Linked DNA regions of Mus musculus: regions 2, 3, 4, 5, 6 and 7 are each linked to region 1. The links are chromatin loops, found by intact Hi-C in ENCODE. Cell type or tissue: heart. All regions are shown on one strand. Region 1 holds the start of Otud1 (OTU domain containing 1). Region 2 holds the start of Enkur (enkurin, TRPC channel interacting protein). Region 3 holds the start of Bmi1 (Bmi1 polycomb ring finger oncogene). Region 4 holds the start of Skida1 (SKI/DACH domain containing 1). Region 5 holds the start of 4921504E06Rik (RIKEN cDNA 4921504E06 gene). Region 6 has its middle 32 kb from the start of Gm39764. Region 7 has its middle 36 kb from the start of Gm24670.

Evidence for each region. Hi-C counts contacts between places; a loop is a spot of excess contacts. Peaks named below come from ENCODE experiments on the same cell type or tissue, not always from the same donor. Only the 100,000 strongest peaks of a DNase experiment are listed, where the experiment ranks them.
Region 2: it touches region 1 in a loop (4-fold over the local background); 2 of 42 quality-filtered maps call a loop at or near these places.
Region 3: it touches region 1 in a loop (4-fold over the local background); 3 of 42 quality-filtered maps call a loop at or near these places.
Region 4: a loop joins it to region 1, with 9 times the contacts of the local background. A loop is called at or near these places in 3 of 42 quality-filtered maps.
Region 5: a loop joins it to region 1, with 5 times the contacts of the local background. A loop is called at or near these places in 14 of 42 quality-filtered maps.
Region 6: it touches region 1 in a loop (2.0-fold over the local background); 9 of 42 quality-filtered maps call a loop at or near these places.
Region 7: it touches region 1 in a loop (5-fold over the local background); 7 of 42 quality-filtered maps call a loop at or near these places.

Annotation. Positions count from the first base shown.
Region 1 is chr2:19,656,061-19,660,060 of GRCm38, reverse strand. It overlaps Otud1 (OTU domain containing 1), which reads right to left and starts at 2,330. Exons shown (of 1, transcript NM_027715.2): 1 at 1-2,330. The coding sequence starts at 1,999. The coding sequence ends at 635. Gm3230 (predicted gene 3230) reads left to right here and starts at 2,164. Exons shown (of 1, transcript NR_033642.1): 1 at 2,164-4,000. In heart, CTCF peaks have their summits at 1,639 and 2,270; DNase peaks (open chromatin) are centred at 1,070, 1,330 and 2,410; H3K4me3 peaks cover 3,518 bases; H3K27ac peaks cover 2,767 bases.
Region 2 is chr2:21,203,780-21,207,779 of GRCm38, reverse strand. Enkur (enkurin, TRPC channel interacting protein) reads left to right here and starts at 2,415. Exons shown (of 5, transcript NM_027728.2): 1 at 2,415-2,708. The coding sequence starts at 2,632. Thnsl1 (threonine synthase-like 1 (bacterial)) reads right to left here and starts at 2,056. Exons shown (of 3, transcript NM_177588.2): 1 at 1,935-2,056. In heart, a CTCF peak has its summit at 1,747; DNase peaks (open chromatin) are centred at 2,029 and 2,659; H3K4me3 peaks cover 1,704 bases; H3K27ac peaks cover 1,518 bases.
Region 3 is chr2:18,674,521-18,678,520 of GRCm38, reverse strand. It overlaps Commd3 (COMM domain containing 3), which reads right to left. Exons shown (of 8, transcript NM_147778.4): 5 at 3,805-3,865; 6 at 3,656-3,712; 7 at 3,512-3,571; 8 at 2,290-2,654. The coding sequence ends at 2,595. Bmi1 (Bmi1 polycomb ring finger oncogene) reads right to left here and starts at 1,503. Exons shown (of 10, transcript NM_007552.4): 1 at 1,052-1,503. In heart, a CTCF peak has its summit at 1,960; DNase peaks (open chromatin) are centred at 560, 1,390 and 1,770; H3K4me3 peaks cover 2,829 bases; H3K27ac peaks cover 2,303 bases.
Region 4 is chr2:18,045,500-18,049,499 of GRCm38, reverse strand. Skida1 (SKI/DACH domain containing 1) reads left to right here and starts at 1,051. Exons shown (of 1, transcript NM_028317.3): 1 at 1,051-4,000. The coding sequence starts at 1,161. The coding sequence ends at 3,890. In heart, no CTCF peak of the experiment used is centred here; DNase peaks (open chromatin) are centred at 709, 1,579 and 2,429; H3K4me3 peaks cover 4,000 bases; H3K27ac peaks cover 4,000 bases.
Region 5 is chr2:19,552,055-19,556,054 of GRCm38, reverse strand. It overlaps 4921504E06Rik (RIKEN cDNA 4921504E06 gene), which reads left to right and starts at 2,145. Exons shown (of 17, transcript NM_027600.4): 1 at 2,145-2,281. The coding sequence starts at 2,175. In heart, no CTCF peak of the experiment used is centred here; DNase peaks (open chromatin) are centred at 1,934 and 2,024; H3K4me3 peaks cover 1,268 bases; H3K27ac peaks cover 2,674 bases.
Region 6 is chr2:19,600,053-19,604,052 of GRCm38, reverse strand. No RefSeq gene overlaps it. Among named protein-coding and RNA genes, the nearest start is that of Gm39764, 32 kb to the right of the region's middle. In heart, no CTCF peak of the experiment used is centred here; no DNase peak of the experiment used is centred here.
Region 7 is chr2:19,725,127-19,729,126 of GRCm38, reverse strand. No RefSeq gene overlaps it. Among named protein-coding and RNA genes, the nearest start is that of Gm24670, 36 kb to the right of the region's middle. In heart, a CTCF peak has its summit at 2,031 (motif pointing right); a DNase peak (open chromatin) is centred at 1,996.

The sequences.
Region 1 (4,000 bases):
CGTCCCAAAGCTATCCCTTCCTTAACTTCTTCAAAATGAACCATTTCTTAAAAAAATAACATCTTCTCTCCCCCCCTCCCCAATAGGTTTTTTTCATCAAAATGGAATGGGCTAATCATCTGGTAACATAATGTGTCAATATCCATTTGAAATAATTAAGAATTGTGAAATATTCCAACAATAAACTAGTTACTAAATCACAAACTGAAATAAACTTCATAGAAAGCACTTCTCTGGATTCTGCTTAAAAGCCATTTCTCGAAATTGGAACAAGGCAATAGATGAAAGTACACCCATTTTTAAAAATGTGCAAAAATACATTTTTATAGAAAATAGACTACCAGGAATGAACAAATTCATACCGTGAGACATCAGCTTGCAAATTAAGTAGCACTCACTTTATACAGCAAATTTTAAATAGCAGTAGGCTCACCCAAAGCTATCAGGAAACATCATTCAGGTGCCCAGCAACCTGCGGCTCTGAGAGGACATTCAAAAACTGATTAAGGCATTACACCTAAAGTCAGTCTACTAGGAAAGTGAAAAGTGCCATTACCCTAATTAGAGTTCGTGTGGTTCTCCCAACACAACTGACACGCGCCATTTCCCCCAACTTGTCAGGTCCTCAGACTTTTCAAGAGCATGCATTTTGTTCAATATACATTTTGGACAGGGATATGGCCATGGACTTGGCAAGTTCTTCATCGCGTTTTTTCTGTATCTGGGTTTGCTTGCACCAATTGTCATACTCTGGGTTAGGATAGGAGTGGTCAAAAACAGCATCATAGTGTCCATTGCTGAGCCAACTGAGCCAAATACTGGGCCGTAGAGAATCCTCTGGGCCCAGATAGTGGATCATGGTAGACACGGTGGGGCTCTCCAGCCTCCCTCCAGTAGTTAAGTGTATATTCACATTCAGCATCTGCCCCATGGCCAGCAATTCGGGATATCCGGCCCACGCCCCATCTTGGGCAGCAGCGATAATAAACTCCCCCACGTCGCCCTCAATGAGTGGGCTGAAGTGGTCCAGGTGGTCCGCGATGTAGTGCACGGTCTGCTCCCTCAGCTCCCGGTGCAGGCTCTGGTCCCCGTACACAGTCTTGCTGACAGCTCGGTAGAGGCAGTTGCCGTCGGGGATGATGTGGAATCGGTACTTGTTTCTCTGCCTCAGGTACTTGTCCTGCCTCTCCACCTCGGCCAGGTACAGGGCTAGCTTCTCGTCCCTGGGATCCGCCCGGGACGTGCCTACGGCTTCGCCTTCGCCGTTCTGGGCCGGCTCGCCGCTGCTCCGAGCGGGTGCCGGAACCGGGTGAGCCTCGGCTTCGGGATCTTGCCGTCGGAGCGCGTCAGACCCGGAGGCGTCGCTGCGACCGCTCGCCCGGTCCCAACCCCGGGAACTGCGCTCCGCCCGGCGCTCTTCACCCCACGGGCCGGAGCCCGGGCCGGCGCCGGGCTCCGGGCCGACGGGGGCCGGTGCAGGGGCCCGGTGCTGGGAGGCTGCCAGGGCCTGGCGGTGCTCGCTCAGTCGGAAGTTCCTGTCCGGAGCGTCGCGGACGGCGTTCGGGGCCGCGGGCTCGTCGGGCCGGAGCAGCTCTTCCAGCAGCCAGGCAGAGGAACCGCGACGCGGCGGCGAGGGGGCTGAGGGTGGCGGCAGCAGGAGGCGCTCGGCGCCCAGGGCCCGCACGGCGATGTGCGCCGTGGACGTGAAGTGCGGCGGCAGCGGCGGCTTGCTGCACGCGCCCGGCGGGGCGGCGGCGGACCCGGACCGCTCGAAGCAGGCAGAGAAGGCGGGCATGGCAGCGGCGGCGGCGGCTTCGCGTGGTTCGGTGGCCGCGGCGGGTGGGCGCTCTCCGGTATCCGGCTCCGGGGCCGCGGCGGCGGGGCTGGCTGACTGCAAGGAGACCTTGAAGGCGGCGGCGGCGGTGGCAGGCGGGGCGGCGGCCGTGGGCCCCGGCGTGCCCGCAGGGTAATGGGTGCACACGCTGCTGTAGAGCTGCATGGCCGCGGCCGCCCGCGGCCCCTTATAGCTGCGAGCCCGGCTTGGAGACACACCCTCGGGCGCAGTGCCCCGGAGCCCGAGAATAGCGCTGAGCTCAGCGCCGCGGGCCGCCGCGTCAGGAGCCGCGAATAGCGCCCGGGCCGCGACCCAATTCGTGCTGCGCCACAGCGCGCGGGCGGTCCGAGGGCACCGGAGGGCGCGCGCTCGGCCGGGGACTCGGGCGTAGGACGCTGGCGCAGCTGTGCCCCGCGCCGGCCGCTGGGGACGGTTGGAGGAGCTGCCCGCTCAGACGAGCGCCGCCCGCCCGCAAGCAGGAGTGCAGCGCGCGGATGGTAGGAGGCGGGGCCGCGCTTGTTTACCTCAGGCCGCGCGGCCGCGTCACGTGGTCCCACAGGAATGCGCGCCCCATTCAAGCGGGGCGGCCCCGCCCTCCAGCGGAGACCTCATGGGCGTGGCCGGGGAGGGCGAGGCGGGGGCTGGACTACGGACATGCGCATTGAGTGCGCTCCCAACCTGACTACGGTTGCTGGCTGCCTGGTACCTGGGAAGCAGATCTGTGGGCTATGCGGCTGTCCTGCTGTGTGACGCTGTGGCGGGACCAGCGTTGCTGGGGCAAACAAATAGGTTGGAATAACGTTTTTCTAAAACACTTCCGGACTAGGGACTGAGCTCTACCTTCAGGGCCAATGGCATTCAACTTCTTGAGTCGTTTCCTCCAGTTAACGTGTTTGGGTCTGGTCTACACGGTCTTGCTGCCCCGCTAAGCAAAAATAGACGTTCCTGCACTGCTAACTTAAGTCACCTAGGAAATGCAAGGGCGAAAGGAAGGCTTTTCAACAGCCTTCCTTGGAATACCAAATAACATGCCGCCTTAAAGCCTTTTGAAAGTAGATCGCGACTGTTAAACTTTGAGGCAAGAGGCACACAACCTGTTTTCTGGAACAGCACAGCAAAATGAAATAACAGACTGAACTGTGCTTCCTCTGCAACGGAAAGCCAGAGTGTTATCAAATTGGTACCTACTTGCAGTAACAGTAGCTTTTGCCTTATTCTGAGTTTCAATCCAATTTTAAATTTAGTTTCCAGATATACAGATTGAATTGGAGACTACTTCTTGGTATGGAAAAACAGCCTGCAGGTTGTACTACCTGCGCGCCACCATTCTGCTTGGAACATAATTTATGCTTGTTACTAGGGTCTCTCGTTGGGGGTTCTTAGTCTCCTTAATCAAATAAATTTAAAATGTTCAAAAGGAAGCTCGGGGGGGGGGCAATTTTACTAGAGTTTGAGAGGGTAGGCAATCTGCTAATCTTGGCAGGTGGCCAGAGAAGGGAAGGGGGGGAAAAAAAAGAAAAAAAGAAAAAAAGAAAAAAAAGCCATGCCCTTTTAAGTTAGGACTGGAAAAGGCAGGCCAGCAGGTTCAGCAATGGAGTTTGGCCAGCGGTTGCTCAGGGAAGGGTTGGTGTAACCCGCCTATCAAGACTGGAATGGGTGTATACTAAACAGATATACTAACCCTGTTATTTACCCCATTGGGAAAAAAAAAAATGGACACCTCTCCCCCCACCCCCACCCCGCCTCCGTACACTGATAGGCACATATGCCTGCACACACATTAGAATTCCTCCTAGGGATCTATCTCCTGCTGGGAGGGAAAAAAAAAAAAAAACCGGCTGAATCCCTGGGGACATCCAGAGAAGAAACTTATCTTCTGGAAATGACCTTTCAGGAGAGATTTGGAGCTGAGAAAGGAATGGATTGGGGACCACATTTGCCAGTGTTTAGTTAGGCAGAGCTTTTGTTTTGTATTTGAACCTCATCCTCAGGAAACCCAACTCCAAGGCAGAATTTGTGGATTAGTAAGATCTCTGTGTCCCACTTTCCGATGTGGCCACATTGAATAAATCTCCTTTTCTTTTTCTTGTGGCTTTCTTTTCCTTCATTAATTTGGCACTTTTAGCTGCCTTACTGAAGAAGGATGGCCGAACTTGAGTTGGAACA
Region 2 (4,000 bases), 1.5 Mb before region 1:
TAAATTCTGCATCCATACAATTTCACAGTAAATGGGCTCATTAGACTAGCAAAAGGCAGGCAAGTGCGATGACAAATGGCAAATAAAAGAATATCCTTCCAATTCTGTCTTAAACTACATACTAAAGTTTGTTTTGTAATATTCAGCCATAAAAATAACTTTGGAGCCTCTCTGGCCAAGTCTTAGTTGAGCTAATTAAAAGACAGAAGAAGATGGACTAATCCTCCACTGCTGCCCGTTTACCTGTAATCCGAGTCTTCACTGTATTCTCCTTTATGTAGTTATGTAGTTTATGTAGTTAGGGTCACTCCCACCACCCATGAACTGGTGAGCGTGGCCACTATGAATTCCTAAGTGAGACGCTGGGTTGGGTTCCCATGAGCCTTTAGTCACAATACTTTTTCCAATGAATATATTAATATATATACACATATATATGCTGCTCATTAATTAATAGGAATGAAGCCAGCAGCACTCTTAACTCATTCCTGAATGAAGCTCATCTTAACATACCTGCTTTCTCTGTATACACACCAGTCTCGTCATACTTTGGACTACTACCTGAGTACTCAGTTTAGGGATCACTTTAAGTGGCCACTGAAACCATAAGAATGCAAAGCATGTGGCATGTTTTGCAGAATATAGAAAGGATATATGTTACTGAAACCCCACACAAGACAAAACACAGCTGGCCTCACTTCAGCTGGAAACATCACATACCACGCTTCCAAATTTTCACTGCCATGCCTACGTCCATAAATTACTAATAATGTGTGGCTAAGTATTGAAGAATTATGAATAAACTTGAACAAATGAGACACTGACATACAGAATCCATGAATAATGTCTGCTAACTTTATGTCGTTCCCCTTTAGTGAAAGCTGCATTCTTACACCCCTTTTCACGTATCAGCTGCTTCTAATTAGAACATGCCTTGGGTTGTCAACCTGGTTCCGACTACTGGCCTCAAATACCTGAATCCTTGGGTTCTATCCTGAGGTCAGGAAGGTATATGCCTTGGCTAATGGCTATCAAGTTGGTTAATACTGTTTACATTCTATGAATTCACGATTCAACAGTTAACATGCACAGGAGCATATATCCAACAAGGAAGTTTTTCTCTTTACATGTTAAGTAAAAAGCAGCAGAGAAATCATTTTTTTTCAAAAGCAAAAATTGGTGCTCCCTATCCACCCCTTAATCTATGGAATGTTTTTAAAGAAACCCAATCTGCTGTGAAATAAGGAAACACATCACCCCACCCCAAAAGATTATTCATCTGAACCGTGGGCTGCCCAGAAAAAAAATAGATAAATTCTATCAAACCGAAAAACGGGAAACTAAATTGTTTCTTTATTCTTATCGAATAAAATTTAGCAGAAGCCTCCAATCACGACTTGCATTGAGCGAGGCCTTCCAAGTGAGGACTGAAAAGTTCACTAAGCCACCAGGCCATTTAACCCAGCCACCAGGCAGTGAGAATTGAAGAACTGATGCACCTGACTTCCCTGGCAGGGCAACTGCCAAGTGGATTTAGACCCACGAAATTTCCTCCCAAATCCCAGGGCCAAAGGATGTGACTGGGTGAAGGCTTTCAAATGAGAGTGCAATCACAAGTGCATATGCATGAACGGGAGATCAAACAGCTCAAACGAAATATAAGCACTTCTCGGAGAGGAAAAAAACAAAAACATGTCAAAAAGGGAGTCAAGGGCTGAAACCTGGGCAAAATTCGAGGCCCTCTTCCAAAGGCTGGTCCTCCTGGCGCCGGGTAGCGCTCGCGCACGCACCGTGGAGACAGAGCACCGCAGGGCCCGCCGCAGGGTCCGGTGCGACAGGTGGATGGCAAAGAGAGGCCTGATGGGGCACGACGGAAGGGGGGATGCTAGGGTAACAACTCTCGCTGGCTTTCCATTCCTCCTCCATTAACTCACCAAGAAAACCACCCAAAGAAGAGGAAAGAGAGAAAGGGAGAAAGGGAAGCGCCTTCGGCACCGCCTGGCAACCTCAGCCGGCAAGCCCGCCCCAAGCTGCTGCTTCTGCGCCTGCGCTGACTGCGCGCTGCGCCACTAGGCCAACCACGTAACCCAGACGCCCCGCCCATTACCCCGAGGCTCCTCCCCTTCCCCGTCGATCGCTCCACCTCCGCAGGGGCGCGGCCTGAATGTTGGAAACTATTATGTGACGCGTGCGTGTCTGTCCTGCTCCCTATTGTAGAATTTTTCTTTCCAGATGTACCGAGGAAAACCACAAAATGTTTGGGTGCGGGGGGGGGGGACAATGTTTTCATGTCGTCTTTTCCAAAGACGCAGGAACGTCTTTTTCCTTACGTTTTTCTCAGACAGAAGAGGTTACAAAAAAGGAATCAGATAAAAGCCAGGTTGCCCCGTCTCCTAGCAACTGTTTCCTTAGCAACCACGTGGTCAACAACGCTAAACAGACTCGGAGCAGAATTATTTTCTTCCTGAAAAAGGGACTGTTACGAAAGGGTCAAAGGGAAATTACACGAAAGAGAAATTTTAGTTCTTTGATAAGAAAGTAAGAAAAGAAAAAGGCGGTGAGAGAAGGAGTTGAGACAGTGGGAAAGTGAGCCAAAAAGCTGAGTACTTGTTAAGGAATTCCTTGGTGGCCATGGACTCACCCTGCACTTCCGAGAGTATTTATAACCTCATACCCAGTGACTTGAAGGAGCCGCCCCAGCATCCTAGGTATGTGGGTAAGCAAAAGCGATGACTTCAGCCCAGAGGAAGATCGTTGACCTCTTTTAAAGACTTACGGGGCTGACTTTTACATTTAATCTTGGGTCGCAACTTCTTAAGACCAGGTGGACAAATCTAAATAGCGTTTCATATTTCACAGAGAAAAAAAAAAAGTGAGCTAGTGTTGTCAGACGTCCATTTTATGATCATAGCCCCCCACTAATATGCAATTATTAATTTGGTTTTAGGTGCTGTGTATAATGTGAAATTCCATGTCGTTGAAAAGAGGGGGAAAAATCTGTTTTATCCGTCCGTTTTAGGAAATCTGATGTTTAATTTAGGAACTCAATGTTGTATTTGACTTAGGCACTCTTTTGCCTCCCGTAATTTGTGTCTAAATTGAATTCTCATTTGTTTCTAGGCCTCAGTATTTCAATTGGTTTAACAAAAATGATGGACTAGAGAGTATGTCTAGGATTTTTACAGATCTTGTGGTTTAATGAAAGGGGTACAGTTGGATGGATGGAAATTCCAAAATATATAACTGAAGGAAATTCTTATGTGTTTGTTATATTTCTGAAAATCTCCAAATCTGAAAAAGGAAACTTCAAAATAAATGTCCCAGATACTTGGCCATATAGGTATTTTGTAAACTGTATTGAAGTCTGAGAGAAGAGGGCAGTCCCATGCCTCCTAGGAGTTGGTGATTTCTGTTATTTACCTTTGTCTTTTGACTTAAGAAAGTCACAGCCACTTTAAAAGAACCAGCACTCAGGTGCGCATGCCTGTTGCGGCACCCAGGATGCTGATGGGGAGAATCTGAGTTCAAGGCTAGCATGGGCTACAAAGACAGACCCTGTCTCTAAAACCAAACAACCAAGAAAAAAAAAAATCAAGAGTTACCAGTTATTATTATTGTGGAGGTCTACAATCAATTTGCACTTGTTTTCTGATTTGAAAATAAGTGAAGTAGACATTCGGAGGTTCCTTCCAAATGTAATGGCCAATTTTTTATGACGTGGAGTGGTAACAGCAAAGTGTAGGTCCTTCCATTTTAACTCAAACTGAATAGGCAGCTTATATCAGAGCAATCATGATATTGTATTTCCCTTGCTTATCAGCTGGGCATCTCTGGGGAGGAATGAAAATGCTGACACCGGTGTGGAGTTTGCAATGCTCACATTACTTGTAGCTGAATCAACTTTTGGTCCAAAATTCCTATGTACTGTTGAAGATAAACTTCCTCCTCTCTGTAGCACACTGGAAGAAACTGCCTTCTATGGAATACTGAGTTTGGATGT
Region 3 (4,000 bases), 980 kb after region 1:
GGGGAAACGATCATGCTCCAGCGCTGTCAAGTCCAAATGACTACGTAAACATAAGCAATCAACGCGTTAGTGCTCCTTCTCCGAAGCATCCATCCCCTTACTTCATGACCTATTCTGACATTTAGCAAAATCTATAAAATGCAATGGACCTAAGTCTCAGCTCATCCCACAGCAAAGGGGAAAGTTGTAGTGTCTTCGAGAGAAAAGAAGAAAAAAGGAGGGGTGAGAGTGGAGAGAGAAAGGGCGCTCAGCAAGGCTAACGTACAGTCACCGGCTTCACTCCAAAACAAAGCTCAAATTTTAAATGCCCACCTCCTTGAGAGCTCGCCCCAAGTACGTATGGAACCCCTGTCCTCGACTCCCAACAAATACCACCTTGAAAACTTTACCCTTTCCAACACAAATGCACAAGACCTTGGAAACAACTGGGAACCGCCATCTTACCAGCCATCCAATTTCACACAAGTGTCCCTCCAACTTAAGTTAATAACATTTTTGTCGGGGCTCCCCCCAGCCTAACACCCACCTCGTCGGGATCGCTGTTCCCCACAGTACCCATCCCTATAAAATGGGGGCGTTCCCTGGAGGTTCAAAGACCTCCAGAGCCCTTTCTTCGGGAGAGGAGGGAAGCCACTGGACCCAGGCAGCGCCCGATCTCGGGATCCCGTCCCCGTTTCAGCAAAGTCTACCTCTCAACAAAGGGCGCAGCGGCCGCGGGAGCCGCGCAGGCTGGAGACACAAGTGCCGCTCTCGGGGACCATGTGCGGCGCGAGGGTGCCGAGGGGCGCTCGGGGGAGCGGGGAACTAAAACGTGGGGCGGCGCGGCGCGGCCGGGCGCGGGCGGCGGCCGGAGCGGCTGGAGCGCGGTCAGGCGGCGCTGGTGCGGGCTGCGGGGCGTCCGGCGCCGCGGGAGGCGGCGGGCGCGCGGGCGCGGGCGCGGGGCGCGGGCCGGTTGCCCACGCTGTCAGCGCCTCCGCCCCCCCCCCTCCACGCCGCCCCGACCCCCACCAGTCCCCGGCCACGGCCCGTCGGCGCCTCGCCTCCTACGTACCCGGAAAGAGCGGCCGGCGCGAGGCGATCTGAGCGGGCGGAAAAGACAATGAAAGTTAAAAGTCGTTCAGCATAAAATGAATGCGAGCCAAGCGGCCATCTTGGAGCGAGCCGCCGCCGCCGCTGTCAATGGGCACCGAGCGCGGCCGAGAGCAGCCACGGCCGCCGCGCTCCGCTCATGCCGCTCCCCCGCCGGCCTCCTGCTCGCGCGCTGCGGCCTCCTCCTCCCGCGCGGCCTCCTCCGCCTCCGCGCGGCCTCCGCCGCCGCCTCCTCGGGGCCTCTCCTCCTCCTCGGCGCAGCCGCCGCCTCCCGGCCGCGCTCGGGGGAGGGCGCGCAGAGGGGCCGAGCCGTATTATTCTGCGGGGCCGGGAGGTGTTGCTAAGCCTGCGCGGGGCTCCCTCGCCAACCTCCCCATTGTCTCTCCCGATCTCTGCCTTTAATACTACGATTATGATTTCAGACTCGCGTGGGGGAGGCGGGCTGGCGGGCGGGCGGGGGGCGCCGAGTGTGCTTGCGGGCCGGGTGGCGGGGGAGGGGAGGGAGGACCAGGAGGGGGAGGGGAGGGTGGAAAAAAATGCACGGCTGAAGGCAGAGTGGAAACTGACACCGGCTCCAAAATGGCTCGGAGTCCGCCCGCCCCCTCCCCCGCCCCCCGCCGGGTCACGTGCTCCCCTCATTCCTTAAGGGCGGCCTGGGAATTAGTGTCGGTGTAGTCGGGCCCGTGGCCGCCCCCTCCCCTCGCAGCGCGCCGCGAGCCGCGCGCCCAGCCCCCTCCCCTCCCCGCGCAGCGCGCCGGGGCCGCGACGGAGGCATTTCTCCACAGCGCCACACGCCGCTCTCCCGGCGCGGCCCGCTCGGCCCCGCACGCCGCCCCGCCCCCCACCATGTCTCCTGCTTCTGGCGCACACGTCCGCGGGGCCCGCCGCCGGGGGCGCCCGGCCGCTGCCCCGGCTCGGCCCTGCCGAACCTGCGCCGGATCGGGCCCGCGGAAACAACAGCGGCCGCCCCGCCCGCTGGCGGCCGGGAAGAGGCGCGCGCGGGCAGCGGCCGGGCTGGCTCCGCTCGCGGGGTCGGGCGGGCCGGGCGCAGGTAACGGGCGGGCCGGGCAGCGAGCACGGCCCGGCCGCACACCTTTCCCGAAACACTTAACCTGGGGCAAGGCAGGCGTCCGAGCCCACGCAGGGCAGATGTGCTTGGCACACTCAGTCGTCAAAGTCACACACAAACTCCAAACAGAATGCCGCCCTTCTTGTGGGAATACCACCGTATTTATTCAGGGTACGATACTTTAATAGGGCTTGAAGACGCTCAAGATAGAAGGAACGCAAGAGTAATACTGAAAATCCAGATGCTTAAGAGTCTCCCTCTTAACCATTTCACATGTGTAAAAAAAGTGTCAAAATTGATGGTTGGCATCACTTCAAAAGGGTGCTAGCTCTTTTTCCACTGAAAATGACATCCAGCTCGCGCGAACGATGGTCCAGCAGGAGACAAGGCGCGTCTGGTTTTCCTCTAGGCTCCTGGGGTCATCAGCCTCCCCAAATTACAACTGAGTTGCTCTTTCCAGGCTTTTTGAAGCATCCTTAAGTTTCCCCACCAAGTCCTAAAAGATGTACAATCATGTCACAACTTGGGCATACAAGTGAGGAAGCAGCAACTCTGAAGCAGCTGCAAGAACACAGTCGGAAGGAAGAACACCTAAGGAGTCCACGGGAGCTCAACAGCTCGCAAAGCCCTTTGGAAAAGAAGCGCTTCTTCTGCTGGATCTGGTCCTCCAATCAGGTATTCAAGTTCTAGTTAAAAGGGAATTTCTAACAGAATTTTTGCAGGCTGAGAATATCTAAATTATCTCTCAACTTCTCTAAGGAAGGTTATGATTCACACACATTTTCTGTTTAAAGTTTCGCTAATATTTACTCTAAAGTGACTACAGATGTCTTTGGAACATTTAATTTCATTCAAATTTTCAGGAATGATCTTCATTTTATTTAATTGGTAAGAAATTCGTTAGCATATCCATCAATCAACGAAGACTTTAATTTCTTCAGTTTTACACTGAAAATATTAACAGTTTTAAGAACTTGTGTGAACTTTCCCTTTATAGGGTAATTTAAAACTCCTGCTTAAAACTTTGGAAGTTTAATTTGTGAAAGGCATTCTCCAATCTCTTACTTTTGCTCAGTTTTATGAGTCAGATGCATGATGGAATGAAAGAAAGTGTGCTGAACTCAAACTTTAAAGTTATTTTTCAATTAGGGGCACCAGTAAATGCAGGCTACTGGGGATGTTACTATGTTACTTTTAAAAGTGAAATCTATGTTAAATTTCTGCTTTCCATTCTCTCTTTGCCATTAAAACCTAAACCAACCTTCATTACCTGATGCTGGGAATATTATAAAGTCTCCATAACAGTTCTCAAATGCCCACTGAAAGAAACATTTAAAGGTCCTAATACTGTACCTGTAACTGTTCCATGTTGCAACTAAAATTAATCTCTGGGTAGGATTGGGAATCATTGTTCTATGGAAGAAAAAAATGTTTGTTTATATAAAGGAAATGAAAATTTTTATTACACATAATTTTTAGACAAGGATCTATACATACCTCTACATTTAAGGTCACCAAATATCCAGGTCGGTACATCTTATGAAGTTGGTTGGTCTAAAACAACACAAAACATCAGTCTTTAACTCTAACCTTTTTAAAAAAAAAGTTCCTCTAACTCCCTCTACAGAAAAGCTTGTTATCTTTACCTTTATCTGGTACTCCAAGCGCCAAGAAACATCAGTTATATGAGGGAGAGATCTGCCTATACTGAAAGACAATGATAATTTTGTAGTATCTACAGAAAAACTTTCAGGATTTTCTCAATGGTGTCTTTCTCTTCTTAACTCGTTTCATTCCACTCTGAACTTAAAGACTGTTGAACCTCATCTTCAAGTTCAAAAG
Region 4 (4,000 bases), 1.6 Mb after region 1:
TTACATGTTCCTGAGGTGGAGCCTCGAACTGCTTTCTTGGTCAAATAACTTTGTTTCTGGTTGTAAAAGGCATGGGGGGTGGGGGGACTCGAGAGAAATTGCCAACGTAAGTCTGTACTGGGCTGGGTCACCTCAGGGTTTAACTTTAGAGCTCCCAGCCAGTCTCCTCCACTCCCAGAAGGGAAATACCAGGCTATTCTGCACGTTTTCCCTTAAGCTTCATTTTCCAAAGAAAAGAAGGGTGGGGTATATCTATTTGAGCTTGATAATGTTTTTTAAATGCTTTCCTTTGAAACGATAATAGCTGTATCGGTAAAATGCAAATAAAGCAAAAATAGGCAGTATTTCTTTAAAGGGGAATATACGGTTCTCTCTCTCTCTCTCTCTCTCTCTCTCTCTCTCTCTCTCTCTCTCTCTCTCTCTCTCTCTCGTACATACACTGCTTCTGATGAAGTCTGTGAGTCAGGCTGTTTCTGAGCTCCGATAGTTTAATGGAAAGATTTATATACCGGCTGTATTATTTACTTTGGGAGGGGAGGTGGCAGTATAAGGGTATGCTAATTAGTAGGAGATTTTGGGGGGAAGGGGTGGAATATCAATTTTTATTGCATCACCTGTCAGGAGTGTCCAATCAGCGTTGGCTTTAGGGGAATTAATTGATGAAGGTGTCTCCGGACGAGCTCACTTCACTCTGTCATTTTATTTGTAGCTAAAGCAGCGGCGGGAATAGCAGCTGCATTTCTTTTCTCTTTCTCCCTTCACATTCCATTATCATAGTGCTCCAATGGAGAAGGAAGGAGTAGCGGGGCCCAGGTACTGATCCGCATCGAGGACTCAGACCAACACACTGGCAGAGCTGAAACCGGATGGTCTTTTCCCTCTTTTTTAAAAAAACGAAAACCAAAAAAAAAAAAAAAAAAAAAAAAAGCGAGAATCAAGTCAGTGTAATTTCTTGGGGTTTTTCTTCCCCCCCCCCAACCCCCCAGTAATTCGCCTAGAGTTTGGCACTCCCTTCGCCGGGAATAACAGTCTTTGTTATTTTATTAGCAGGATGCCTTGAGACACACGCAGCATCTGGCGGAGGATTAACATACATACATGTGTATGTATGCGTCACGTATATATTTACTGCAAATGGTGGGGATCATTTAGTGCCCGAGATGGGAGACCTGAAGTCAGGTTTCGAAGAGGTGGATGGCGTGAGGCTCGGCTACCTCATCATTAAAGGGAAGCAAATGTTTGCTCTCTCCCAAGTCTTCACAGATCTGCTGAAAAACATCCCGAGGACGACCGTGCACAAGCGCATGGATCATCTGAAAGTGAAAAAGCACCACTGCGATCTGGAGGAGTTGCGGAAACTCAAAGCAATCAACAGTATCGCCTTCCACGCGGCCAAATGCACGCTCATCTCCCGGGAAGACGTAGAAGCGCTCTACACATCCTGCAAAACCGAGCGTGTGCTCAAGACCAAGCGAAGGAGAGTCGGTCGGGCCCTGGCCACAAAGGCGCCGCCGCCAGAGCGCGCCGCCGCCGCCAGCCCCCGCCCGGCTTTTTGGAAGGACAAGCACCAACTTTGGCGGGGCCTGAGCGGAGCCGCGCGGCCCCTGCCAATCAGCGCGCAGTCCCAGCGTCCGGGCGCCGCCGCCGCGCGCCCCGCCGCCCATCTACCTCAGATTTTTAGCAAATACCCGGGCTCCCACTACCCGGAGATCGTTCGCTCGCCTTGCAAATCCTCTTTAAACTATGAAACTGCCCAGCTCCAGGGAAACTACGTCGCCTTCCACTCGGACCCCGCTTATTTTCGGAGCCTGCTGTGCAGCAAGCACCCGGCTGCAGCCGCCGCCGCCGCCGCCGCCGCTGCTGCTGCCGCCGCCGCCGCCGCCTACTACCAGACTGCCGGGCCTCAGCCCAAGGCGGCGACCGGCGCGGGAGGCCCAGTGAGCCTGACTTACCGCTGCAAGCGCAAGCGCGGGGGCGCCAAGAACTGCCTGCTCCCGCCTCACGCCGGAGCCCGGCGCCTGCTGCTGCTGCCCAGATCCTACAAAGCCAAGGCGGCGGCGGCGGCAGCAGCGGCGGCTGCTGCTGCGGCGGCGGCGGCCGGGGCCACTTGCTTGGAGAGGTTTCATCTGGTCAACAGCTTCTGCCCGCCTCCCCACCACCACCATCACCATCACCACCATCATCATCACCATCACCACCGAGCCCAGCAGCCAACGCCGAGTCACCACCCCTCTCATCACCACCGGCCGCAACCCCATCTAGGAAGCTTTCCCGAGAGTTGTAGCAGCGACTCCGAGTCCAGCTCCTACTCCGACCATGCAGCCAATGACTCGGATTTTGGCTCCAGTTTGTCCAGCTCCAGCAACTCGGTGTCCTCAGAGGAAGAGGAGGAGGAAGGAGAGGAGGAGGAGGAAGAGGAGGAGGAGGAAGAGGGGGGCAGCGGGGCCTCGGATTCCAGTGAAATCAGCTCGGAGGAGGAGGATTCTTCCACCGAGTCAGACTCCAGCTCCGGGTCCAGCCAAGTGTCAGTGCAGAGCATCCGTTTCAGGCGCACCAGCTTCTGCAAGCCTCCCAGCGTGCAGGCGCAGGCCAACTTCTTGTACCATCTGGCCTCCGCCGCCGCTGCAACCAAACCCGCTGCTTTCGAGGATGCCGGCCGACTTCCCGACCTCAAGAGTAGTGTCAAAGCCGAGTCACCAGAGGAGTGGAGTCTGCAGAGCTGGGCTCCCAAAGGGACTCCGGTGTACTGCCCGGCCAGCTTGGGGAGTTGTTTCCCAGAGATAAGAAACGATAGGGTATCTGAGATTACATTCCCACACTCTGAAATATCCAGTACTGTAAAGAGAACTGACCTGACAATTAACTGCCATGCAGAGGGGGCCTCTTCACCTAGCCCAAAGACAAACAATGTATTTCCACAACAAAGAATACTCCGAGAGGCTAGGAAATGCCTACAAGCAACTCCTACTACACACTGTGCAGAAAACAGCACAATAGCTGCTAGGTTCTTAAATAATGATTCGTGTGGAACAACAGCAAATTCAGGAAAAGATTCCAAAATCCCTCATTGTCCTGAATTTGCTACGGATTTACCCTCTCTTCAAAGTGATCCCAGAGTGGATACAGCAACAGCAGCAGCAGCAGCAGCAGCAGCAACTAAAGCTGAGAGTCTCTGCACTGGTACAGGTGACAAGACATTGCCATTTCTGCACAATATTAAAATCAAAGTAGAAGACAGTAGTGCTAATGAAGAATATGAACCTGAGCTTATTACAAATAAGCTAAAGTGGGAGTGCAATGATGCCGAGGGTGAGTTTTACAATATGACTGAGAAGAAGGAGGAGGACGCCTTGGTACCCACAGCCAAGGAAGGTTTTGCATGCCCTGAGAAAGAAACGCCTTCCTTAAATCCACTGGCTCAGAGTCAGGGCCTCTCATGCACTTTAGGATCTCCAAAACCTGAGGATGGGGAATATAAATTTGGTGCCAGGGTGAGAAAAAATTACCGGACACTAGTACTGGGCAAACGACCAGTCCTTCAGACACCTCCAGTCAAACCAAATTTGAAATCAGCTAGAAGCCCTCGTCCTACAGGTAAAACTGAGACACATGAAGGAACACTGGATGACTTTACAGTTTTAAACAGACGCAAAAAGGTAGCCAGCAATGTAGCATCAGCAGTGAAAAGGCCATTTAATTTCATGGCAAATTTTCCTTGTCCACCTTCACTCATTATTGGGAAGGATGGGGATTTGTGGCCAGCGTATTCCTTAAACACCACTAAGGATTCCCAACCTCCTCACAAGGCCCATCCTATATGGAAATGGCAGCTGGGCGGTTCTGCAATACCTCTTCCACCTAGTCACAAATTCAGGAAATTTAATTCATAAAAAAATGTTTTGGAAGATATTTTCTCGAACCATATTACCTTCCTTTTGTTGTAAACTGCACAGGATGGCTTGTACCAAGTCCATTAATGGTGTTACACCCCTTTTGGAGT
Region 5 (4,000 bases), 100 kb after region 1:
CCTGCTACTTAATCTGCGGTGCAATCATTCTTGCTAATTGGCAGGTGACATTTTCATAGGAAGCCATGGTGTATTTATATACTCATGTGCACAAGTTGTGCCATCCATCCTGTGGACTGAGAAAGAGAAGGGTTGTTCTAGCTTTTGAGCTGTTCAACTTTTAGAAAGCTGGAAACTTTGGATGCTGCAGTTACATTGCTCAGGGGTGGTTTGGGAAAAAGGAAGACACTCTTTTAATAGGCTGGCTGGAGTCTGTGTATTATAAGGGCTTTGAGCTCTTCCCACATTGCAGTTTATGCCTGTTAAGAAAGATTTATTGGGCTGGAGAGATGGCTCAGCCGTTAAAGGCTAGGTTTACAACCAAAAATGTAAGAGCAAGGTTTGTTGTTCAGTGTTTGCTTATTGTAATAAAAAAATAAAAACAGAATCTTGATAATTATAAATAAATGAGACCAATATTCAAAAGTGAATTAACACATTTTTAATGTCTATCTTTGAGTCCATGAGCCTTCTCCACTAAAAGCCACCAATGATTTCTACATCTGATGAAAGAAGACTGGCTTCAATCTGACAAAGACTCTGACAGTGCCAGGACTCCTTGGGGTAGGTGGGATGTTGGTCTGACATGAACAGTGATTTGAGCTAGAACACTCAGAGATAAAACACAGGTGGCTGACAAGAAAAGAAATGTCACGTTGTTAGTTTCAAACTTGTGGTCCTCTTTCCTTAATGCCCTGGATGCTGAAACTGGAATCTCCTGGATGGGCTGTTGCAAGGCTCCAATAAAAATGTATGTGTGCTTCTTGTTTCTGGGGGATGGTGTAATTATGCAGCCTGATCAACAAATGCCTTCAATTGTTGCTCTTACAGAAGGCTAGGGAATATGGTTCCCAGTCACCACAAGTCAGATAAGAACCATGTGAAACTCCAGCTCCATTTCCTTCTTCTCATCTCCCAGGGCACTGTATGCAGGCACATAATAGCCTTAAATGTTTAAAGACAGTGATCGCTACAGTGAATTTCTTTCCCTGTTTCCTACTCCTAATATCCAGCTAATTAGGAATATATATATATATACATATATATATATAGAGAGAGAGAGAGTCAGTATACATATACACATATATATATACACATACACTCTACACATACACATATATCATATGCATCATACACACACATTCATATATATATATATACATAAATATAAATATATCCTTACAGACAATATAGTGAAATGAAGATGAAAAATACTTAGTTCTAAAAGCGATGATACCCCAAGCTTAGGTCCCTTGTCAATAATTGGCACACAGTTAAGAATAAATGGTAGTTTTACCGCTTAAAATAGCTTCTCTTAATAATGGTAGATAGTGAATTGAATTCCACTACACGATATTGTGTAAAATGCCATGCCTTACATTCTGTCCTTTATGTTAAATAAGGATGTAGGCCTGTTTAATCTCTGCAAAGAAAATCTTCACTCAGCAACACTCCTGTGTGTGTGTGTGTGTGTGTGTGTGTGTGTGTGTGTGTGTGTGTGTATTCAAGTGACAGGTGTCAGTATTTTATCAGGCCACCTGCTCTCCTGTGGTATTGCTGACAAGCCCAGGCCTCTTTATATCGTGAGATAGCTATTGGATGGGGTCACTAGTTTCCATCTCCGCAGAGAGTGAGTGACACTTGGTAGGAGGCCAAGCAAAAGAGAGAGCCAAGCAAGCTGCAGATCTGACAGGCACGTGGGAGGAGCGTTGACGTAGGAAACTTCAGTTTCCCAAATGCAGAGTCCAACCAGAAAGGAGGCTGAGCTCAGAGCCTTGGAGGAGAAGGAAGCAGAAAGGGTCCGGAGGCGTAGTGGGCCGCAGCAGAGTTATTTACAGGGTGCAGCTTTGCCTAGAGACATTTAGGAACGGGTTGGCTTGTGGGCGTCCGAGAAGGCTCTTTGTCGCAAGGCTTATGTCTGGTGGGGCAGGTGGCCTGGCGAGACAGAGGAGCACTTCCGGAGCCCGCCCTACACCTCACCCACTCCACCCCCGCCCGCTCTCCGCCCCGCCCCTGATCCTCACCCCTCCAACCCCACCCCCACCCCGGTCTCCGGTTTCTCTGGGAGTCGCCATGGCAACGGACTCTGGCTTTGGGACTCAGATTCTCTGAACTCCAAGCGAGCAGTTGGGAGCATGGCGGAGGCTGAGACTGAGACTGAAGAATGGACGAAGACACGTGGATGCAGGAAGATTCTCCAGACCCTCGAGGGGGCTATTGAGCAATTCAAATTCCATTCCAGGTGACCTGCCCGCTACTTGCACGCGCTTCAGAGCTGGTCACCTGTTCTCCACAGCCTCGTCGCCTTTGATTTCTTAAGTAAACCACAGGCTAAAAGCTCAGACTCAGGTCTGGGTTCTAATTTCGTCTGACTTCTCACCGGGTCCTATGCCTCTTATTAGCTCATCTGGGAAACAGGACAGTAGCTAATTGTGCCTACTCCATAGACCACAGGGCCTGTTAAATATTTCACCGAGGTACAGTCTAGAAAAGAGCCATACAGAAATGGTATGAGGTTGCTTAAAGAAGATCCCATAGACTCCCGATTTAAACACAGATTTCTTTTGAGATTCTGGAGGCTTGGAGTCCAAGAACTGGGCACTGATTTGATGTCTGACGGTCCTTTCTTGTAAGCAACCCGTTCTTACTGCATCCTCCCCTAGTGGGATCAGCGGGGGAGCCATCTCCTGACTTCTCCACTCTCTATCCTCCACCTGGGCTCTTTTTAAGGGAACAGCCCCATTTATGAGGCTCCCACTTCATTACCTATTCATCTCTCTTGATCTCACCTCCGGAGGCCATCATTTTTGGAAAATAGGACGTTGACATGGATTTTCCTAGAACTGGAGCACCGCCAAATATATAAAGACAACAAGCCATATGCCTTTGCCAGGCAGTCAATGGAATCATTATTTCATGGTCCTTAGGTTCTCTCTCTCTCTCTCTCTCTCTCTCTCTCTCTCTCTCTCTCTCATTTGGCTTCAGCCCTTTTTTTATTTGGATAATGTAGAGTCAACATTTATGGGGAATTTTTTTTTCTTAAAACACTCTTTCAAAGCAGTAAGCACATAGCCTTAGATTAACTGCCACGTGATGCCATTCCTTAAGTAGAGACCTCAGGGAGCCAGGCTATTGATTCCAGGCAAACCCCACACTGGGGAAGAGAGAGAGAAGAGGGAGCAGGGACAGGACAGGGAGCAGGGGAAGGGACTGACTATAGCTAGACCAGCCCAATGGTGGGCCTGAACCAGTACCCAGTCCTGCTGAACTCCACTTCTCTACCCCAACTAGTCATTAATAGGTTTGCTGGCCAAACCAAGTCAGGGTACCCACAGACCTTTGATAAAACTGTCAAAAGCACATATCACAGGCAGCTCTTGGCAGACAACAGTGGAATGCTGTGTCTAATCTGTTCCTAAGAGCCCCTTTCTCTCCTGGATTCCTTGACATTCTGCAGTGGAATAAGTACCCAACAGAACATTCCAGCCAGACTCATGGGGCAAACTGATCTCTGCCAATTGCTACTAGCACACGTTGATTGAACTAAGGAACCACTAATGTCCATAACATTTTTTTTTCCACTCAAAGGCTTAGAGAAATAGGTTGGAGTTCTGATATGAATGGGAGAAGCTAGATACTGGCTGACACCCAGGGATCTGATCTAGCTGGGTTAGGCCAGGTAGTTCACATAAACTCAGGTCAGCCTTGGTGAAGTGATACATTCTAGTTAAGTCAGTAACCACATAATGAGTCAGACAGCATTTACAAGTGACAGAAGAAACAGAAGCAAAGGTAGCACAGAAAACTGGTGTATGTGTACACACCCCCAAGTCACCACGGCTCTCAGGAAAGGCTTCTCTGAGATGACATTAAGAGGAAACAGCAGGAACCAGGCACATGCATCTGGAGCCAAAATGTTCCCTGCTGAGAGAACAGGTAGTGAAAGTAGGGACTCTGGATT
Region 6 (4,000 bases), 56 kb after region 1:
TGGCAGGCAACGGCATAGCCTCACAAGAGACAACTATATCAGGGTCCTTTCAGCAAAATCTTGCTGGCATATGCAATGGTGTCTGCGGTTGGAGGCTGATTATGGGATGGATCCCCGGGTGTGGCAGTCTCTAGATGGTCCATCCTTTATCTCAGCTCCAAACTTTGTCTCTGTAACTCCTTCCATAGATGTTTTGTTCCCAATTCTAAGAAAGGGTAAAGTGACCACACTTTGGTCTTCGTTCTTCTTGAGTTTCATGTTTTGCAACTTATATCTTGGGTATTTGTACTGGCTAGTTTTGTGTCAAATTGACACAGCTGGAGATATCACAGAGAAAAGAGCTTCAGTTGAGGAAATGCCTCCATGATATCCAACTGTAAGGCATTTTCTCAATTAGTGATCAAGGGGGAAAGGCCCCTCATGGGTGGGACCATCTCTGGGCTGGTAATCTTGGTTCTATAAGAGAGCAGGCTGAGCAAGCCAGGGAAAGGCAGCCAGTAATGAACATCCCTCCATGGCCTCTGCATCAGCTCTTGTTTTCTGACCTGCTTGAGTTCCAGTCCTGACTTCCTTGGTGATGAACATCAATTTGGAAGTGTAAGCTGAATAAACCCTTTCCTCCCCAACTTGCTTCTTGGTCATGATGTTTGTGCAGGAATAGAAACCCTGTCTAAGACAGTATTCTAAGTTTCTGGGCTAATATCCACTTCTCAGCGAGTACATATCATGTGAGTTCTTTTGTGATTGGGTTACCTCACTCAGGATGATACCCTCCAGGTCCATCCATTTGCCTAGGAATTTCATAAATTCATTATTTTTAATAGTTGAGTAGTACTCCATTGTGTAAATGTACCACATTTTCTGTATCTATTCTTCTGTTGAGGGACATCTGGGTTCTTTCCAGCTTCTGGCTATTATAAATAAGGCTTCTATGAACATAGTGGAACATGTGTTCCTATTATCAGTTGGAACATCTTCTAGATATATGTCCAGGAGAGGTATTGCGGGATCCTCTGGTAGTACTGTGTCCAATTTTCTGAGGAACCGCCAGACTGATTTCAGAGTGGTTGTACAAACTTGCAACAAACTTTTTATACAGAAGAAAATAGGGAAGTTGGGTGACAAGGTACAAAGATTCTTTGTGGATTCTTACACAAAACAGAGGAATGCGAACAGGAAAGAACTGGCAGGAACCAACTGGGATAAAATTCAATGTTAACAACTGGACTCAAAAACAGCTCCACCTAAGGTCCACTTAATCTTAGAAGCCAGGGGCAAGGGCTTCTTGCCCTTGCCATAGATCCTATTCTAGTCTATTGTATAGTCCACCTTCCCCCTAGGCCATTGTAAATACCTGTGTATGGGTGTAACTCAGCTATCTATAGTTCTAAGTATCTACTCTGGTTCCTCTTTAGGTCACAAACTTCCTTCTTCCTAGATAATGGTAAATTTCTGTGTAGGGCAGTGACTTAGCTATCCATGCCCAAGGTCGGATCTGGGACTGCCTAGAATCTAACTTAGCTGTATGTCAAAATATCAATCCTTAGGAGCACTCATTTTTTTTTTGTTTTTTTGTTTTTTGTACAGGGTTTCTCTGTATAGCCCTGGCTGTCCTGGAACTCACTCTGTAGACCAGGCTGGCCTCGAACTCAGAAATCCGCCTGCCTCTGCCTCCCGAGTTCTGAGATTAAAGGTGTGCGCCACCACTGCCCAGAGGAGCACTTGTAATAAAGCAATATTAAAGGAAAGCACACAGATTCGTTTACCAACTAAAGCAAGGACATTGGAGCATTCTTTATACAGGATGCCACGGTTCCAGGAGAATAAATTTCCATGAACTTTTCACCTGGGAACAGTGCCCAGGTTTTCGGGGCCTGTCGTGCTTGTTACTACTGGAGTGGATGTAGCAAGTATTGATACTCATTATTACTGTTATTGTTATTATTGATGAGAACTGAACCAAGGTCATGCATACTTATTAAACACAGACTCTAGTCTGGTGCTACACTCTCAGACAGAATGTATATCTTACAGGAGAGCATTTAACCACATTTGTATATAGTGACATTTCCTTCATCATCACACCACATATTTTAAAGGCAGATCAATCCAGACAAATAGAAGGTTGCTCACGTCATGGATAGCTAAAATTAACATCCTTGGTCACTCTGCACATTTTCTGAGGTTTCCAGATACCACCAAAAGCCAGGCACACAAGTCATGGAAGCAGCTGAGGACTCCGTGTAATAGCCAGAGAGGAAGATGATTCAGGTCCAGGGTTATTATTAGAGTCAAGTATGTGCTAAATGTGCAAACAGAGTATTAAATAATCCCTTGGATGAAGAAGGAGAAAAGCAAGAGTAAGTGTCACAAGCACTTTATCTATCCCAACTGTACCAATCCAAGTCCAACTCTGATGTCAGTGTGTGCTCACATTGCTTGGACTTCATACATCTGTCAGCTGCCTGGGAAGAGGCAGACAGCAGGTGTCTATGTGTCTGTCAACTTAGTGCCCTTCAAAAAGTGCTCTGTGAAGAAGAGATGAGCACAGCTGCAAGCAAGCTCCAGAAACTTCAGTGAGCATGTGAAGTTTTTATATCAGTTCTTTTATCATATTGTTTTTTAACCTCAAATGTGACTGCTTGTACCATTAGACTTCTACGTGCCACCATGTGTGGTGGTTTGGTTTAGTGTAATTGTCAGCATCTTACATATGAAGACTCAAGTCAAAAAGATAAAATCTGCCCACAGTATAAGTGGAATCAAAGCAGCCTCCCAACCAATGAAAACAAAATCAACCACACACATACACCAACTGCGATACAGTTTGAAACAGGATCAGCCTTTGCCTCAGTTCCCAACACGGAACTCTGAACTCTCTTGAAACTCCCTGAGTGACAAGCTTGCTCGAAAGCATCTATTGCTGTAATGGCTGGTTCTTGAAACAATTTGCTAAAACAAATTGGAATTCCCTGAGCAGGAACGTCACCCAGAAAACCATCCTGATTGCTTTCATCGATATGGCAAGACTCCAAGTGGGAGCCCAAGTGCATCTTCTGGTAGCAGCTCAGATAAAAAGAGTGCATGGCAGAAGGAAAATCACTGGGCTTTCTCTCTGCCTACTTAGCCTTGGTGCCATGTTTGTTTTTCCTGGTGTTGCTGCTGCTGCTGATTCCTTTGCTGATACTATAACCAGCATTTCCAGGCTTCCATCTCCAGGAAACTTCCATGTTTTCTGTGTCAGTTTGGAACTACTGAGACACCTAGCCTTAGGGCCTAAAGAATTACAGGGTTCTCAGCTTCTTGGTGTGAGATAACCATTGTTACTATTTTAATGTAAATTGATTTAACAAATGTGTGTGTGTGTGTGTGTGTGTGTGTGTGTGTGTGTGTTTATCCTATTGGTTCTGTTTCTCTAGAGAATACTGACTAATCCAAAGTCTTTGGATCACTTTGCAATTGGTGCTCCTGAGTGTTTTTGGGAAGGTGGGGTCTAGAATAAGCATTAGGATGAGGCTAAGTCTCCAGAAAGGCCAAGCAACCATGACATTAAAGAGCCACTTGAGCACCATACAGCAATCTTGAGGAAAGAGAGCTGAAGCACTAGAGACTGACCTCCCTAAAAATGCTTGGACAGTAAGATTCAAGGAGCTTCCATTTGAACATGTGAAAAGCTAGCAGAGTGGCGGGCCCAGAGAAGATCACGGAGTTGCCAGCCTACAGGCCAAGTTCTACCTGTCTCTGGCCATGGATACTTATCTGTATTTTTTGCAAGTTTTGCAATATGTTTTATAATAAATGTGTTATAATTTGAATATGAAATTTCCCTGACAGCTCATGTGTTGAGCACGTTTGGTTCTCAACTGGTTTTAGGGAGATGATGAAAACCACAGGAGGTAGGGCCTATTTAGATGAGCTAGGTGAGTGTTGGCACATTTTTGAAGTTGTACACGGTTCCTAGTTCCTTGTTCTCTCTGCTTTCTCTCCAGCATGAGGCAAA
Region 7 (4,000 bases), 69 kb before region 1:
CAGGACAGCCAGGGCTGATACATAGATAAACCCTGTCTCAAAAAAAAGCCAAAAATAACAACAACAAAACAACAACAACAACAACAACAACAACAACAACAAAAGACCAATACTCAAAAAAAAAACTAAGGCAAGCAAGCAAGCAAGCATCTTCCTCAGTACTTACTCAAAGGAACAGAACAATCATGCCTACACAACTGCACACAGCTTTTTATAGCAATTTTATGCATAATCATTAAAACTTGTAAGTAATGGGATGTCCTTATGTGTGTATATTGACGAACTGTGGAATAGCTGAAGAATGGAATAATAATATTCAGCATTAAAAAGGAAAACAAGAAGACCTCTCAATCCATGTTTTAAACGTAAGAGGTAAAAGCATCTTACTACGTGAAACGAGCCAATCCAAGAGGCTGAACACTTTTCTAACTAAAATGTGGAAAGGGAAAGCGATCCATGAGGGGAAATGGATAGGCTAAGACAGGGAGTTTTAAGGAAGTAAAATTAAGGAAGTACAATTCTGTAATGATGGATAGATGTCATTAAGCACTTGTTCAATTTCATAGTGTGAAGAGGAAATTCCAGGGCTAGGATTGCTCGGTTGGTTAAGTCTGATTGGTGTCCAACCATGAGAAGTAGAGTTTGAATCCCAGAACATATGTAGCAAGCCAGGCACCTGCAAACACCTGTACTAGCAGCTCAGGGGAATCCAATGCCATCTTTTGGCCTCCATGTGTGGAAATGTGTATATGTGCACAAATGTGTGCATATATCCCCTTTACACACACACATTTATAAAGCAAACTCTAATATAACAATGTGACCCTATGGTGTAGGGTACTAGAAATTAAGAGGTCTATGAGAGAAATGTAATATCTCAGTCTCTGCTGCTCAATTTTCCTGTGACCTTAAAACTACTCTTCAGAAAGAATTCACATGCTCATGTATGGTCATGAGTTCATATATATGTGTATATGTATATAGTTATTGGGGTGTGTGTGTTATCGCTTTGCTATGAGATCTTCTTTTTCCTATCCTTTGTTTCTCCACCCTTGGGTTCATTCCCTATCATTAGATAAGAGAGAGAGAGAGAGAGAGAGAGAGAGAGAGAGAGATCCCTAAATTTAATTTCTTTTCTTTTGTTTCTTCTTTGAGAACAATGACTAACAAACCACAAACAGCCCCCATGAAGGACCAACAACGCCAACCCCACCTTTTGAGGCCCTAGCATTTACATCCTCTTTGAAAAGTTTCCAGAATTCCAAATGTCATATAATCGCAGAATCAACCTGCAACTGGCAAAACCATGCCTCTGCTAGAGCATCAGACAAATCATAGTCAGCTGTGGACAGTCTGAAGCAACCCCACAGCCCCATGCCTACGATTCAAGTAAAAGCACATTCTTATAATAATGTGTTTTTTAAAGAAACCAACATTCCATATTTGTCATTGTGTGTGTGTGTGTATTATGTGTATGTATGTATGTGTGTATGTGTGTATGTGTGTATGTGTGTATGTATGTATGTATGTATGTATGTGTATGTATGTATGTGTGTATGTATGTGTGTATGTATGTATGTGTGTATGTATGTATGTGTATGTATCTATAAATGTGTGTATATATGTATGTATATGTGTATATGTGTGTATGTATGTATGTGCATGTATGTGTATGTATGTGTATATGTATGCGTGTGTATGTATGTGTGTATGTATGTGTGTGTATGTATGTATGTGTGTATGTATGTATGTATGTATGTATGTATGTATGTATGTGTGTGTAAGCTTACGTTAATAGAGAAACAAATGCCATAGTACCCTAGACATCCCTGCAATCTTGCCTGTTAGCTTTGGGAACCGGGTGTTCTAAAGCTATCAGGTCGCAAAACAAATGTCATTGTGGAAACATCAGAAGTTTCCAATTCCCAGACCACACCCAGGATTCTGCTCTTTCCTGAAGAAAACATTCCCTTTTTTGCTCGGCAAACTAGGCACGGGCCCAACCTCAAAGCGCTTCCATAGCTTTGCCGCTAGAGGGAGCCACTGCTCCTCTCGCCCTCTTGGCCAGTTTGCTTTCCAAATCTGAGTCCCCAGCAATTTCACACACCCTTATTTTCACTTAGATTTTCCCCATTGTTAAAACAACGTAATCACAGCAAGATGAATTCTCTCTGAAAACCCAAAGACCGAATTACAGTAGACAACAGGTACAAATGATCTTTGCTCTAAAGAATCAGGGGGGGAACCATTATCAAGTTTATAGCTACTGATATTATCCTCACATCCTTTCAGAAATGGATTCATGGAGTCCAGGATGCTCTAACTCAAATTACGCCATGTTGGCATGTTGAATATTACAGGCTGAAGGGGTATGAGAGACGGTATTTGCAGGTGACTCTCTGGCTGTCCTTTATCCTTCTAGGTCCCAAAGAGTACATAGGGTGGGAAGGGTTTCCTCCCTCTACATCAGAAACATATTTCCCAGGGTAGGAGAGCAGCACCTCTCATGGGCACCTGCAGCTCGTAACATTCTGTTGATACTGTGGATCTGACATTTATGCTGAGCTGTGTGAGTGTGGGGTCAAAGCCGGAGCAACTCCTGTCCATGTCCCTGGTATCAAATTAATAACTAAACAAATATTTGGCATATTGTTTTCCATTTTTCCAGAACATTTGTAAAATAACCTAGATTAGATGTGAATAAGATAAACACCTATGAAGAAGATAAAAACTATAATGTAGAGGTGGGGACAGAGGAAGATTACAACCAAAACACTATCTCAAGACACGGACGGGCGTGGCTGGGCAGGGCAGGTTTGGAGCTGGAAGAACAAACTGTCCTGGAATTCACTATCAGTCCTAAAACAGCACGTCCTCAGTGACTGGCGATGTTCATCAGACCATCTCAGCTTCACAGAGGGGAATAAAAGCCCCGGGAGAGAAGAAACACTCTTCATTCTTTCAGCCATTAAGAAGAGAAAATTGTAAACCTAGTGAGACTGTAGATGATTTCAGCCCTAGCATAAACCTCAGCTGCCTACATGGCAGTAGCCACTTCAGGCCTCTCAGATCTAGAGTAGCCTTGTGGATGTCAGAAGAGGGGATTCTTAAAAATCAAGACCACCCTCAGGAATCATAAAAGAGGGTTACAGGATAAGTCCGGGGCAAAGCTTGCTGGTCCAGAGTGCACCATCAGCTAGAGATAAGTAACTAATGAAACCGTACCCCTTACACTGTCCCAGCCCACTGCGCTTAGGTGGGAGACATATGGAAGTCTGCAGCCAGAGAAAGAACAACTTTTGAGTGGACCTATTTTCTCAGAACCCTTTAGGGATTTTGAGGCCCAGACATCCCATCATGTCTTAGTGACTAGGTTTACAAACAGATGCAACCATGCAGATGTGCAAGACAGAGCAGACTCACAGAGAAAGGAGATGGTGGTAGTAGACTTTCTGTCCTATTGACCAAAACAACATGAACAACTTATTTTCCCTCATGATTTCAAAGTTCTCTATCCATTTTTCCGGCTTCATTGACTGTGGCAGATGAAGCATCAGATGCATGTCCCACTTCATGGTGGAAGGAAGAAGAGCAGGAAGGAAAGGAGAACCAGCTGTCTGAGGAGATGCCGCCATTAGGCCCTGGCTCCCAACGTTTCCTACCTAGTCTCCAGAGGGAACATTCAGCCATGAGCCTGTAGTGCACACTTCCCACCCAAATCATGACTGAACTAGTCAGCTTCATCTATCAACTTCACACGGCCCAGAGGCAGCTGAGAGAGTCGCAGTTGAGTGATTACCCACGTAAGATTGGTCACGTCTTTATGATATCATCTTGATTGGTGATTGATTTGGGAGGGCCCATCCCTTTATGGGTGGCAACATTGCTAGGTAGACCAGTCTGTGGGCTGTAGAACAAAGCTAACAGAGCTGTTGGCGAGATGGAGCAGCAGTTAAGATCACTGCTTGCTCTTTCAGAGGACCTAGGTTCAATTCCCAGT